Regions from separate parts of the Homo sapiens genome. Here region 2 is linked to region 1. A link is a loop called in an ENCODE intact Hi-C map of the cell type or tissue named here. Cell type or tissue: OCI-LY7. All regions are shown on one strand.

Evidence for each region. A loop is a pair of places that touch in the nucleus more often than their neighbours do. Peaks named below come from ENCODE experiments on the same cell type or tissue, not always from the same donor. Only the 100,000 strongest peaks of a DNase experiment are listed, where the experiment ranks them.
Region 2: a loop joins it to region 1, with 2.9 times the contacts of the local background. A loop is called at or near these places in 7 of 110 quality-filtered maps.

Annotation. Positions count from the first base shown.
Region 1 is chr2:39,910,071-39,918,070 of GRCh38, reverse strand. SLC8A1-AS1 (SLC8A1 antisense RNA 1) reads right to left here and starts at 437. Exons shown (of 5, transcript NR_038441.1): 1 at 412-437. In OCI-LY7, a CTCF peak has its summit at 4,313 (motif pointing left); DNase peaks (open chromatin) are centred at 3,770 and 4,300; H3K27ac peaks cover 1,051 bases.
Region 2 is chr2:39,834,597-39,842,596 of GRCh38, reverse strand. No RefSeq gene overlaps it. Among named protein-coding and RNA genes, the nearest start is that of THUMPD2, 59 kb to the right of the region's middle. RefSeq lists enhancers at 3,112-3,201, 3,512-4,059. In OCI-LY7, CTCF peaks have their summits at 4,353 and 4,565 (motif pointing left); DNase peaks (open chromatin) are centred at 4,566 and 5,786.

The DNA.
Region 1 (8,000 bases):
AAGATTTATCCCAGGGATGCAAAGATGGTTCAACACGCACAAATCAATAAATGTGATACATCACATCAACAGAATGAAGGACAAAAACCATATGCTCTTCTCAATAGATTTTTAAAAAGCATCTGATAAAATTCAGCATTTCCTCATGATAAAACCTCTCAACAAAGTAGGCACAGAAGAGAACTTACCTCAACATAACAAAGGCTGTATATGACAAACCCACAGTAAACATGATATTGAGTGGGGAAAAGCTGACATTCTTTCCCCTAAGAACTAGAAAGAGTTCCTAGGGGAAAGAGTTTCACTTTCACCACTAGAATTTTACTTAATGTATTAGTGCATTCTCACACTGCTATAAAGAACTGCCTGAGACTGGGTAATTTATAAAGAAAAGAGGTTTAATTGACTCACAGTTCTGCATTGCTGGGGAGGCCTCAGGAAACTTAACAATCATGGCATAAGGAAAAGGAGAAGCACACAACTTTGTAGGGAGGAAGGTCAGAGTGAGCACAAGCAGGGGAAATGCCAGATGCTTATGAAACCATCAGATCTCATGAGAACTCACTATCATGAGAATAGCATGGAGGAAGCTGCCCCCAAGATCCCATTACCTCTACCTGGTCCTGCGCTTGACATGTAGGGATTATGGAGATTACAATTCCAGGTGAGATTTGGGTGGGAACATACAGCCAAACCATATCACATAATATTAGAAGTCCTAGCCAGACCAATCAGGTAAGAGAAATAAAAGGCATTCAAATTGGAACAGAGGAAGTCAAGTTGCTCTCTTTGCAAATAACTTAATCTTATATCTAGAAAAAACTAAAAACTCCATTAAAAACCCTCAATTTGATATATACATTCAGTGAAGTTGCAAGAAACAAAATCAACATGCAAAAATCATAGCATTTCTATACATGATTAGTGACCTAGCTGATGAAGCAATCAAGAAAACAATCCCATTTACAACAGCTATAGAAGTAAAATATAATACCTACGAATCGATTTAACCAAAAAGGTGAAAGACTTCTATAAGGAAAAGTACAAAACACTGATGAAAAAAGTTGAACACAAATAAATGGAAAGACATCCCATGCTCATGCGTCAGAAGAATATTGTTAAAATAACCATACTACCAAAAGCAATCTACAGATCCAATGCAATCCCTATCAAAATACTAATGTCATTTTTCACAGAAATAGAAAAAACAATCCAAAAATTTATATGGAAGCTGAAAAGAGCCAGAATAGCCAAAGCAATCCTGAGTAGAAAGAACAAAGCTGGAGGCATCACACCACCTGACTTCAAAATATGTTACAAGACTCTAGTAACCAAAATTGCATGGTACTAGTATAAAAACAGACACATAGGCCAGTGGAAAGAAACAGAGGCCCCATACATAAATTCACATAGTTACAACAAACTGATTTTTTTTTATAAAGGTGCCAAGAACATATTGGGAAAAGGACACTCTCTTCAATAAATACTGCTGGGAAAACTGAATATCAACATGCAGAAGAATGAAACCCGATCCCTATCTCACCATATGTAAAAATCAAGTGAAGATGGATTAAAGGTAAATGTAAAACCCAAAACTATAAATCTATTAGAAGAAAACATAGTGGGACCAGGTGCAGTGGCTCATGCCTGTAATCCCAGTACTTTGGGAGGCCAAGGCAGGAGGATCACCTGAGTTCAGGAGTTCAAGACCAGCCTGGCCAACATGCCGAAACCATCTCTACTAAAAATTCAAAAAAAAATTAGCCAGGCATGGTGGCATGCATCTGTAATCCCACCTACTCAGGAGGCTGAGGCAAGAGAATAGCTTGAACCCAGTAGGTGGAGGTTGCAGTGAGCGGAGATTCCATCACTGCCCTCCAGCCTGGGCTACAGAGTGAGACTCCAGCTCAAAAAAAAAACAAAAACAAAGCAAGAAAGCAACCAAGGAAGGAAGGAAGGAGGAGAGGAAATAAGGAAGGAAAACATGGTAACATTGGTCTAGGTTAAGATTTTATTATGGCTCAGACCTCAAAAGCACAGGGAACAGAAACAAAATAGACAAGTGGGACTTTATTAAATTGAAAAGCAGCTCAGCACTTTGGGAGGTTGAGGAGGGAGGATCACTTGAACCCAGGAGTTGGAGGCTGCAGTGAACTACATTCATGCGACTGCACTCCAGCCTGGGTAACAGAGCAAGACTGTCTCTAAAAAATAAATAAACTGGAAAACTTCTGCATACACTAGAAATCAATAGAGTGAACAGACATCTGTTGAATGGGAGAAAATATTTGCAAATTATTCATCTGACAAGGGACTTAGTAATCAGTAGACATTAAAGTAAACTCAACAGCAAAACAAATAATCTCATAAAAAAGTGAGTAAATGTCATAGACATTTCTCAAAAGAAGACATACAACAGGTAAATGGGTCAACAGGTATATGAAAAAATACTCAACATCACTAATCATCAGGTAGATGAAATCAAAACCACAATGAAATATCATCTTACCCCAGTTAGAAGTACTATTAGAAACAAGGCAAAAAAAATAGCAGTTGCCGGTGAAGATGTGGAGAAAAGGGAACTCTTAGACACTATTAGTAGGAACGTAAATTAGTACAGCCACTATAAAAAAAAAATGAAGATTTCTCCAAAAAAGTAAAAATGGAACTATCTTATGATCCAGCAATACCACTACTGGCTATTTAGCCAAAGGAAAGGAAATCATTATTTCAAAGGGATACCTGTGGCCCCCGTGTTTATTGCAGCACCATTCACAATAGCAAAGCTATGAAATCAACTTAAGTATTATCAGATGAATGGATAAAGAAAATGTGGTATATATATATACACAATGGAGTACCACTGGGCCATTAGAAAGAATGAAATCATGTCATTTGCAGCAACATGGATGGAAGTGGACATAATTACGTTAAGTGAAATAAGCCAGGCACAGAAAGACAAATATCCCATGTTCTCATGTAGGAGCTTTAAAAAGTTGATCTCATGGAGGTAGAGTACAATGATAGATAGCAGATCCTGGGAAGGATCTGTGTTGGGGATAGGGGAAAGAAGAGAGGTTAGTTAATGGGTACAAACATACAGGTAAAAGGAAAAAGTTATATTCAACAGCAGAGTAGAGTGACTATAGTTAACAACATACGGTATATTTCAAAATAGCTAGAAGCGAGGACTTGAAATGTTCCCAACACATAGAAATGATAAATATTTGGGGTGATGGATATCCTAATACCCTGGTTTGATCATTACAACACTCTGCATGTAACAAAATATCACATGAATCTCAAAACATACAAATATTATCTATCAAAAAAATTCTAAAAATGCAAAAAAGAACATAAAGCGATTAAGAACATACTATGTTTGTAGTACAGCTACCAGGCCAGGTGGAGAACTGTGAGTTCCAAGACAAGCTCATTGTTTGCTGCCTGCTGTGGTCTGAATGTTAGTGCCTCTCACAGATTAATATTTTGAACAACAAAAATACTTCTTTCTTGGATAAAACAACCTCTTTTAAATATCTTGTTCTGTATACGGACCTACTACTGTAGTCTGGTGGTTTTGTAGTTACTGCTAGTAGCAATGTGGTGGATGAGGGGCTAAGTTAAAAAAAAAAAAAAAAAGTGTCATACACCTAGGAAGTCCCTGCTAAGCACTGGAAACCACTCAGTCAATGATGAGTTAGACAAAACACAACCAGAATCCAGCCCTGGCTCCACTACCAAGCAGAAGGGTGATGTGAAATGACATGAGGACTTTGTCTTTCTATGTTAAAAGGCATGAGGACGGCAGTCCTCAGGCCCCTCACAGCATTCTAGTGAGGATAAGCAGAAATGCCTGTCACAAGTGTTGAATTCCTCAAGAGACTCATTAAAAGAATCAACTTCTATGGTAAGTACGGCTTTAGGTTGAAGGAAAGGGAAGGTAATTCACACTGAGATTCTCCAGCATGCTGACAATTTGCAAATGGAGAAGTAAAGCAGGAATTGAGCTGGAAAGGTGAGAAGGAAAGGTCTTAGTCCCAAATGGCACATGGTTGGCTTGAGGCCCAAAGTAACCACCCCCACAAGACACAGGTAGTGGGCCTTAAGAATGTCCTTCAGGGTGTACATCGCCCAGTAATACAGAAGAATCCAATTACAATCATGTGGTGTTTTCCGTCATATCAAATTGTTTATCAAATCATTTAATATATTGTAGATTTGGCAATAGTCTGCATTTCACAGGCAGCTCTTTCAATTTGAAAAACTGTAAATGTCTACGTGTCATTCCAATGCCAATGCTACCCTCTAGTGGATAAAACAAGTAGCTGGCTTGATAGAGCTCAACTCTCCTGCTTGGTCAATTCTCCTTTTGTAATTTGATAGCACTTCCTCATCAAACACAACTTCACCAAAAAAAAAAATCAAGAATCGTACTTTGTAATAAAAATTAATCCATCTTATGGTATCATGGACTAATATATTAGAATAACATTTGCTAGCAGTTTAATGATTATGACTACACCGAAGCCTCACTTTGAATAACATCTACATTTACCAAGAATTCAAAAAAGATTTAAGATTGAATTCCTTTTAAATATTAATATTCCTTGTAAACATGGTATGTGATTTGATTTATAAAAGCAATTTTTCTCACCACTCTTCAAGAACACACCCATTGTGTAAGATGCGTACATGCATTTCCATTGCCATTGAGGGATGAAAGGATTCTGCCTCCTCACAGGTGAGGATATTCAGGGAATTGTATGAAGTAAAGAATACGCTTTGGAGGAACTCAGATACACACTTAGAATCCAGCCCTGCCACTGGTTAAGGGTCTTAGTCCAGTCACTCAACTCTGTGGTTCCTTGGTTGCCTCTCTTAGGTCCTACTTATGACTTCTAAACCCCAATGTTTGGTGCCAATCCTGTTCTTTCCCCTACAAGGTCTCTGCATAGATCGACTCTAGAAAATCCTGTTTCTAAGTGAAAAAATCTCAGAATCTACTTTCAACCATGCCAGCAGTTCAAACTTCAGTCTTAATTAGGGGGAAAGTGGAAACAAATCTAGGATTCATCAGGCCATAGTGCCACACCCTCAAGGAGCCATTCATGTTTATAATCTTCACTTGAAACCACATTGATTACCTTTTATATTGAAGGGGGAAACCTTCTCTAAGATAAAATGAGCTGCCTATACCCCAGCTAGGATGGTGTCTTCTGGAGGGAAGCAGGAAGTTTCATGGCATTTTGGTGCAAGAGGCAGTCACTCTCAAGTATGTGGGGACAACCAAGATCACACTTTCCAAAGTTGTCTGGAAAATCACCTTGTTCTCTACTAGAAGAAAATCAAATCCCTACAGATACATGCAGCTGCAAGCAATTACTCATCTTCATTAAACACTCACTTAAAAGACTAATTCAAACAACGCTGCTGCCTGCCTACACCTGTGTGAGGAAAGTAAACAAGCTATAAGGGGAAAGGGTGACATCTACCCAAAAAAACAAAAAACAGAAAACACACATCTATAAACATATGTACATGGCCATTTCCAGAACACCAATATTAACTATCAAATCATCAAATAACTATTCTCATTACCAAGTGGCTTGGGTTACTCCCAAGATAAGCCATTGTTTCCATTGCTAAATATTGTGAACCACTTATAGAAATACACGTCCCAAATAAAAATGGCATAACATTATGATTCAAAAGAGACTTAGGAGCCAATAGTAGCCTCTTGCTTTCACTCAGGGGCAGCAGATCACATGCTTAAAAGTTTCAAGAAGCAACCGAAAATCTGTGCAGAGAATGAGCTTGAGAAACAAAGTATTACTACCACCAGGCACTACTTGGTAGGTCCAGGCAGTGTGCTGGAACATTTCTTGGGTTATTTTATTTTACCCACAAATACATGTTTTCAGTATCATTTGAGGTTTAGAGAAGGGCAGTAACCTGTCCGTAATCATACAACTCCTAAGCAGCCAAACAGGAGTTAGAACCATCTTACTCCCAAGCCCACAGTCATCACAAATCTCCTAGTCAGTCTCAGGGACTGACCTTAAAACACATGGAGTTTCAAACTTGGCTGCATGTTGGAATCACCTGAACAGCTTTCTGTTTTGCTTGTTTAAGGCTAATATCTGGATTCAACCCTCAAGGAATTTAATTGATTTCTGGTGTGCCCTGGATGCTGCAATGGTTTTTATACGTTCAGGGTAATTCTCATATGCAAATAAGTCTGGTAATTACTGGTGCAATATAACAAAGTCTTGTACATTCCTTTTTCTCTTCACATTGTTGCCAGAAATGGAAGCAGTGTAACATAGGGCTTTTAAAACATTGGTTTGGGAGTCATTCAGATCTGGACCCCACCCTCAGCTCCATCATTTGCTAGTTTTATAACTCTGGCAAAATTAAACTCTCTAAACCTTAGTTTTCTCACCTATACAATGGAAACTTGTAGTGTTCATAATAACTAAATTTAAAATTATACAAGTAAATTTCAATATAATTTATAAAGAGCTTATAATAAAAATTATAAAGAGCTTAGTAGGGTGCCTGGATTGGCAATAAGTATCCTGAAAATCTCTCCCTTATTTTTCCTATCATATTTGATAGGAATATTTTATGAGCTTATAGTTTAATTAAATTTATATAAGAAATTATGCATAAAATGGCATTATTAATAACTATCTTGGGTATTACCCATTAAAGTTTGTGAGATATATTCACACATCCTCACTGAACACTCATCTCATCTCTGTGACATATTTCCCACATTGTAAGAAAAAATGAAGCTCTGGGAAACCAAGTCTTTCCCAATGTCACACAGTTCCTAAGTGGCAGAACCAGAATTTGAATTGACTACCAAGATGCTTCAGGTTGAAATCAAGTAACACTTCATGCAAACTGTGAGACTCATTTTTTGTTTTAACTTGTAAGTTCAGTGGTACATATGCAGGTTTGTTTCATTGGTAAACTTGTGTCATGTAAGTTTGTGAGACTCATTTTTTAACATGACAAAAGACACAAAGCGTTTTTTATGTTGACTCCTCATTCTAAACAATTTAAGGAGTTCTCTTTTGAACCACCTTTGGAGCTAGTTCTCAATGTAAGAAAATCACTCATCTTGCTGTTGTTCCCTATTTTATACACTAAAAAGTACTATCCAGTTTGATCTGCCCTTTCACCTACTGTTCTTACTTCTAAATGATTTTTGACCGCGGATTTGATTTCAGGAAAAAAATAGTTTTCATCAGTGAGCATGTTCAAAAGCATATGCCTCAGATTCTACAGGTAGCTTCAGGAAAGGAATTTCAAAGACAATTAAGCAATAATAGCATCCTAAAAAAATTATTGTTTGGAAGAGATTGAACCTCTCTGGATGCACAAGATCTGGTTGGTTTTTTAATTCATTTGTTTATTTTATTCTAACAACTTGTAAATGTCTAGAGCTATTTCTAAGAAGGTATAACTGACACCTCAAGAAATGTCCAATGAGTTGAATCATTACAGAAAATGATCTGGCTTTTTTTTTTTTTTTTACTTTGAATTCTAGTCAACTCAAAAGTCCCAAAATATTTTTCCTCATTTGGGAGTATTTTTTTCACCTGATGCATACAAATAACATCACCCGACTTCATTTTCTGTGATTTTCTAAAAGTGGCCTTTGTAAGAATATCTTAGAGGTTTACTGATTATCACAATAATTTTTCTTTACAATGTCATAGTTCCTAAAATCATATAAGCTATAATTGTATCCTATAATCTTTGTAAAATTGAGAATGTTCTGAAAATGCCTGAGGAAATTGTCCCTAAATAACTACATATGGAACACATGGAAAGGAGAATTAAAAACGAATATATGCAGCAAACGGAAATTAGTTCCAAAGACTTTTAAGCTAGAAGGAATGCTATCTCATCCAGTCCAACTCACCCTCCGTGAATTATACGAACTGAGACGGGAGAGGTTAAAGAACTTGTTTCAACTGGCAGAA
Region 2 (8,000 bases), 75 kb after region 1:
CCCCCACCCTCTCTCTCTCTCTCTCTCTCTGACACACTCAACATACAAACTTAATATATGATAAAGATGGTATCTAGAATCAATGGTGAATGACTAAATTGTTTAATAGTAGATATTGGTGGAAATGCCTCATAATGAGAAAACAAAAGGCTGGATAATCACCTAACATCACATACAAGTGTGGACACCAGATAAACTAGACTTAATGTGAAAGCGAAAAACACATATTTGCCAGGCACAGTGGCTCATGCCTATAATCCCAGCACTTTGGGAGGCCAAGGCAGGAGAATTGCTTGAGTCCAGGAGTTCGAGACCAGCCTGGGCAACATGTTGAGACTCTGTCTTTACAAATAATGAAAAAAAAAACAAAAAATTAGCCAGGCATGGTGGCACACACCTGTGGTCCCAGCTACTTGGGAGGCTGAGGCAGGAGGATCGCTTAAGCCTGGGAGGTAGAGCCTGCAGTGAGTGGTGTTCACATCACTGCACTCCAGCCTGGGTGACCTGGTCTCAAAAAAATAAAAAATAAATAAATATATATAAATATATGAGATATATATATATATATATATATATGTACGGGATGCATATATACACACATACACACACACACACACATATATATACACACACACATATATATATATTGCCTATCCATTCTCCTATGTTTCCTCTCAATACCTACCTCTGTCAAGTAATGCTCAATGAATATCTTTCTATACGTTCTCTTATAGACTATGTGAGAAATATGTGATATTCTCACATAGGTCTATAAGAAGACATACAGAAAGATATTCTTAAAAAATCACAAAGTTACTTTTCCTCTATTAACTATATATACGTATAGCTATGGCAACACAGTCCATAAGACAAGAATTCTGTTTAACCATTTATAGCATGAACAAAGTTAGCCAAGGACAGAATGAGAGGAGGTAACTGGAATTTTTAACTCCAGTGGGAAATTAATATCTAGAATATAAAACAACCTATTTCAAATCAGTTGGAAAAAAGAATAACTCTCAATAAAAAAATGAACAGGCAATTTAGAGAAGAAAAAATGACAAACATAAAAAAGACATATGAATTTATTAGTAATCAGGGAAATGCATATGAAAGCAATAGTGAAATACATCAAATTAAATGAAAAATAAGAATGAGGGCCCGAAGTAAATGAAAAAATAAGAATTTGGGCCGGGCGCGGTGGCTCACACCTGTAATCCCAGCCCTTTGGGAGGCCAAGGCAGGCGGATCAGGAGGTCAGGAGATCGAGCCCATCCTGGCTAACACGGTGAAACCCCGTCTCTACTAAAAATGCAAAAAAATTAGCCGGGTGTGGTGGTGGGTGCCTGTAGTCCCAGCTACTCGGGAGGCTGAGCCAGGAGAATGGCGTGAACCCGGGAGGCAGAGCTTTCAATGAGCCGAGATCACGCCACTGCACTCCAGCCTGGGCGACAGAGCAAGACTCCATCTGAAAAAAAAAAAAAAAAAAAGAATGTGAGGCCATGCCAAATGCTGGCAGAAGTCTGACTACATTTGCATTCTCATGCAGTGCTGGTAGAAGTAGAAAGGAGCATCTATTCCCCCAAAGCAATCTTCCAGTACTTAGACAAATTAGTATCTGCATGATCTATGGTACAGCAATTTTGTTCCTGGTCATATATACGAAGGAAATTCTCACATGGGTCTATAAGAGGACATATAGAAAGATATTCATTAAGCATTCCTTGATGGTAGCAGGTATTGGGAGGAAACCTAGGGGAATGGATAGGCAAAAGGTGGATGCCCACCATGGAGTCCCATGCAACTGCAATCAAACGGCTCTACGTACACCCAGAAACATACATGGATTTTGAAAATAAGGTATTGAGAGAAAACTTCTTTTAAAAAACTGAATGAGACATAGTATACAAAACAATTTATGTAGACTAAAATACATGTACATGAAATAAGACACAACTTGCTAGAACATAGACAACAAGATACATAGTAAACACTTTAGAATGGCTGCCTGTATGTATATTTAGTATAAAGGTTAAAAGACAAAACTATGAAAAACAATAATAGTGACAGTAATATGTTAAGGGAGACGCAACATAAAAAGATGTGAATTATGACAAATACACATTGTGACAAATTTAAAAATTTTAATGTGGGAGTGGAGGGTAAAATAAAAGTGTAGAGTTTTTTATGTGATCAAAATTAAGTTGTTCTCAGCTTAAAGTAGTCTGTTATAAATATAGGCTGCCTTGTGTAAGCTTCATGGTAACCACAAAGCAAAAACTTACAGTAGATACGCAAAAGATGAAAAGAAATCAAAGAATATCACTAGAGAAAATCACCTAATCACAAAGGAGAGCAGCAAGAGGAAAAGAAAGTAACACAGGATCTACAAAACAACCAGAAAATCATTAATAAGATGGCAGTAATAAGTCCTTAGCTATCGATCCTTACCTTGAATATAAGTGAATTCATTCTCCAATTAAAAGGCACAGAGTGAGGTTCCAGTTTAAGATGACTGACTAGAACCAGGTAGTAGGCACCTCTTTCACCGGGAGAAACCAAAATAGGGAGTAAATACTAACACTTCAAGAAGTTAGTCAAAGAGAGCACCCTGAAATTCACTAGAGAAATGATGGCACCTATGGAAAGCTAAAAGGGCAAAGCCAAGCAGCCACCAAGCTGGGACTGGTGCGGAGCCAGGAGAGACTTGCTAATATGAAGAAGGGTGAGTGAGTGAGAGCCCCCTGGGGATCCACACCTCCACCATGAACCTTTAAAATCCTAGTCACACATACACACACACACACACACACACACACGAGAGCTACCGGGAGACTGTGCAGAGGCACCAACCAAAAGCCACATGGATTCCCATAGGCTTTTGATTCCTGAGCAACCCAGCACCAGCTGCCACTGCCCTGCAAATCCGGAAGGCCAAGCACTTTCACACATCCCCAGGATAGATACTGTGGCCAGACTACCTGCCACATGACTTCCTGCCTCCACTGTGCCTTGCCAAATAAGGTTTACCTGCTTCAGGCCCCCAGTGTACCCACCCCAGCCCTACCTGAACACTGCAGCCATGGCCCAGTGTTCCTCTGAGAACCCAACTCCCGGAAGTCACTGAGAGGCGCTTTGCAGTCACCAGTGCCACTGTCTCCACCCCTGCCACTCCTGGGCCAGGAAGAGAATAGGGAGGCTGGGCACTGTCATGCATCTCCAGCACAGATGCTGCAGCTGAGATATGGAGGAGCAGTGGGCAGACTCTGCACCCCACAACTCCACACCTCTGCTGCTCCCTGCCATATGAGACTTGCTGGCTTCAGACCCCCAGTGCATCCACCTGGTCCCTGCATGAATACTGTAGCCATGGCTCAGTGTTAATCTGAAAGCCCTACTCCCAGAGGTCACTTACAAGCCCTTTACAGCCACCACCCCCTACTGCCCCTTCCTTTGCTTCCCCCAGGCCAGGGAGGAAGCAGAGAGGGCTGGCACCTTTGCATGCCCCTAACAGTGAAATCCAGTGTTGTTTCTGCAGGAGGGAAGTGCAAACGTGCCACATGCCCCATGGCTGTGAGTCTCCATTGCCCCAGCTGAAGGGACCTGCCCTTCTCAGTGAAAGGTTTACAGCACAGCCACCCTGCCCCCATCTGAACATTTCAGCTGCGGCCCAGGGCCCTTCTGAGAGCCCAACCCCCACAGGCTTGTGATCTGCCTCAGGCTCCCACCACCTTGGCATTCTGCCTGTCCCTGCCTGAGAGTTCTGTGGGTGACCCAAGGACCAGCCCACCCCTCCTCATCACAGACAGCACCTGAACTCAGGGCTGGCCTGACCCCAGTCCAGCCCCTTGGAGACTCATGCATGCCATCCAGTGGACCATCTTGGGGCCTGGGCCTGGGGAACTACCTAGTCCAGTCCAACACTGCTGGCACCTGACCACTCCCCCAAGGGCCTGAGGTTGGGCTGATCCAATCAGCCAATACGCCCACAGCTGACGCTCATCACACAGGCCAGAAGACAGAGTCCCCTCCCCTCCACATGATGTAGCAATTTTACCACGTTAGAGAATAGGTGAGCCATAAAGATGTCTGTATTGGGCTGAGTGAAGAGGTTCAACCCCAAAACCACTCCCTTGGAGAGTCGAAACAGAGGCACTTGTCATGGCTCTGAAGATAGACAACAGTGTGTGTCTGAACTGACATTCACAAGGCCAAGAACAGGGGCGTGAAAAGCAAACAGATCATGTTTCTTCCTATTTAGGACATGGAGCTGGTGCAACCTCCTCATGCCCCACAGAGAACTTCAGCACATTTTACCAGCAGCCCCTCTAGTCACCCTCATTAGGCCTGGTGCCTGTGCTCATCACTGGGGTATTCATAAACAACCCAGGGGGTTCAGCTCTGTCTATTCCCCTGCTGAACAGGAAGCTTAGGACTCTGGGCACTCCACTGTCCAGCCCACCACCTGAAACAACAGATAGCACCTGACGGTAAACAAAGATCAAGTACATACCCATGTACATACTTTGTGCTATAGCTGGCTCTTACTCGTAAGTGCCATCTACCGGCCGCAGGTCAAACTGCACAGGCCAATATAAAAGCTGCAGACAGAAGTGCACGGGGTAACAGAAGCAAAGCCAAAGGACCTCACCCAACATACTCTACAATCACAACCCCAGGGTTGGGAGGAAAAATATAGGGAAATTCTAAAAATCCCATCTGAATGAAAAGAATGTCAAAAATAAGAAGTGGCAGGCTCTCCAGATGGGAAGAAATTAGCATAAGAATTATGGCATCACAAAAAAATTTGAATGTTGTGACACCACCAAAGGATCACGCTAGCTCTCTAGAAATGGCCGTTAACCAAAATGGAAACTCAGAAATGATATATAAAGAATTCAAAGTATGGATTACGAGGAAGCTCAAGGAGATCCAAGACGAGGTTGAAAACCAACACAAAGAAGCTACGAAAGCAAGCCAGGAAATGAAGAAAGAGATAAATGTCTTGTTTTTAAAAATCAGAACGTCTAGAAGTGAAATATCATTTAAGGAATTTCAAAATAAATAGAAAACATTAACAATAGACTAGATAAAGCAGAAGAAAGAATTTCAGAGCTTGAAAACCAGTATTTAAAACTAACATAGTCAGGCTGGGCACAGTGGCTCACGTCTGTAATCCCAGCACCTTGGGAGGCTGAGGTGGAGGGATCATCTGAGGTCAGGAGTTCAAGACCACCCTGGCCAACATAGCAAAACTTCGTCTCTACTAAAAATACAAAAATTACCTGAGTGTGGTGGTGCAAGTCTGTAATTTTGGCTACTCAGGAGGCTGAGGCATGAGAATTGCTTGAACCCAGGAGGCAGAGGTTGCAGCGAGCCAAGATCATGCCACTGCACTCCAGCTTGGGTGACAGAGTGAGTGAGACTCCGTCTTAAAAAAAAAAAAAAAAAAGAAAACAAAAGAAAAGAAAAAAATTCAGAGAATATATGTGAGATACTGTACAAGATGAACACCACCAAGGTATATAGTCATCAGACAATCCAAAGTCAACACTAGAGAAAAGTCCTTAAAGGGAGCTAGAGAAAAAGGTCAAATCATCTATAAAAGACAAACAATCAGATTAACAATAGACTCCTTAGCAGAAACCCTAAAAGAGTTTCGGGGCCTATTTTTAGCATCCTTAAGCTCAAAAACACCAGTCAAGAATTTTATATCCTGCCAAACTAAGCTTAATAAATAAAGGGGAAATAAAGCCTTTCTTAGATAAGCAAACGCTAAGAGAATTTGTCACCATGAGACCAGTGCTACAAGAGATGCTCAGACGAGTTCTACACATGGAAACAGAAAATGATACTTGCATCAGAAAAAGGACACATAAGTAAAATGCTCACAGAGCCTATAAATCAAATACACAATCAAAACTCCAAAACTAGCTAACAATACTACAACAATAACAGAACCTCACATATCAATATTAACCTTGAATGTAAATGGCCTAAATGCCCTACTTAAACATAGAGTGGCAAATTGGATTTAAAAAAATACAAGACACAACCATCTGTTGTCTACGTGAGATGCACCTAAAGACAAATTCAGACTCAAAGTAAAAGGGTGGAAAAATATATACAACACAAACGGAAAATGAAAGTGAGTAGGAATAGACATACTCATATTAGATAAAACTAATAAACTTAAAATGGGAGCAGTTACAAAAGACAAAGTCATTATATAATAATAAAGGATTCAACACAACAAGATTTAGCAATTCTAAATATATATCAACCCAATACCAGAGCACCCAGATTCATAAAATAAACACTAATAAACCTAAGAAAGCAGATTGATAGCAATAGAATAATAGTGAGGATTTCAATACCCCCTGACATTAACAGACAGATCATAAAGACAGACAATCAACAAAGAAACTCTGGACTTAAACTGGCCAATAGACCAAAGAGACCTGATAGACATTTATTCTACCAAACAACTGCAGAACATACATTTTTCTCACCTACACGTGAAAGATTCTCCATAATCAACCATATGCTTCTCCTTAAAGCAAGTCTCAATAAATTCAAAAAAATCAAAATCATATAAAGTGTCTTGTCAGACTACAGGATAATAAAATTAGAAATCAATACCAAGAGGAATTCTCAAAACTATACAAGTACACGTAAACTAAACAATTTGTTTCTGAACGAGTTTTGGGTAAACAATAAAATTAAGGCAAAAATTAAAAATTATTTGAAATGAATGAAAACGGAGATACAACATAAAACAACCTCTGGCATAGAGCAAAAGCAGTGCTTAAAGAAAAGTTGATAACACTAAATGCCTCCATTGAAAAGATAGAGAGATCTCAAATTAACAATCTACCATCACACCTTAAGGAACTTGAAAAACAATAACAAACCAAACTCAAAGCTAGCAGAAGAAAAGAAATAACAAAGATCAGAGCAGAACTAAATGAGATTGAGACAAAAAAAAACAATTTAAAAGATCAATAAAACAAAAAGTTGGTTTTTTGAAAAGATAAACAAAATTGACAGACCACTAGACTAACCAAGAAAAAAGAGAGAAGATTCAAATAAGCACAATCAGAAATGATAAACATGACATTGCAACTGATATCAGATAGATACAAAAGATCAGAACACCTCAGTGCACACAAACTAGAAAACCTAGAGGAAATGGATAAATTTCTAGATTCATACAACTTCCTGAGATTAAACCAGGAAGAAATAGAAACACAGAATAGACCAATAGCAAGGATTAAATTTGAATTGATAATAAAAAATCCTCCAACAAAAAAAAGTGTAGGACTGGAAGGATAAAGAACTGAATCTTACCAGATGTATGAAGAAGAGCTGGTACCAATGTTACTGAAACTATTCTAAAAAATCAAAGAGGAAGAATCCTACCTAACTCATTCTATGATTCCAGTATGATCCTTATATCAAAACCATGTAAGGACATCAAACCAGAAAACTACAATATCACTGATGAACATAGATGTAAAAATTCTCAACAAAATAGTAGCAGACTGGATCCAACAACACAATAAAAAAAAAATTCATCATGATCAAGTAGGCTTTATTCCAGGGATGCAAAGTTGGTTCAACATATGCAAGTCAATAAATGTCATTTCACCACATAAAGAGAACAAAAGCAAAAATTGCATTATCTCAATAGTTACAGAATATGCATTTGATTAAATCCAATATCCCTTCAGCATAAACACCCTCAACAACCTAGGCATAGAAAGAACATATCTCAAAATAATCATAATCATGAGAGCCATACATGATAAACCCACAGCCAACATCATACTGAATGCGGAAAAGCATTTCCCCTAAGACCTGGCACAAGAGGAGAATGTTGACTCTCACTACTGCTATTCAACTGGAAGTACTAGAAGTCCTAGCCAGAGTGGTCAGGCAGGAGAAAGAAATAAAAGGCTTCCAAATTGGAAAAGAGGAAGTCAAATTATATCTGCTCA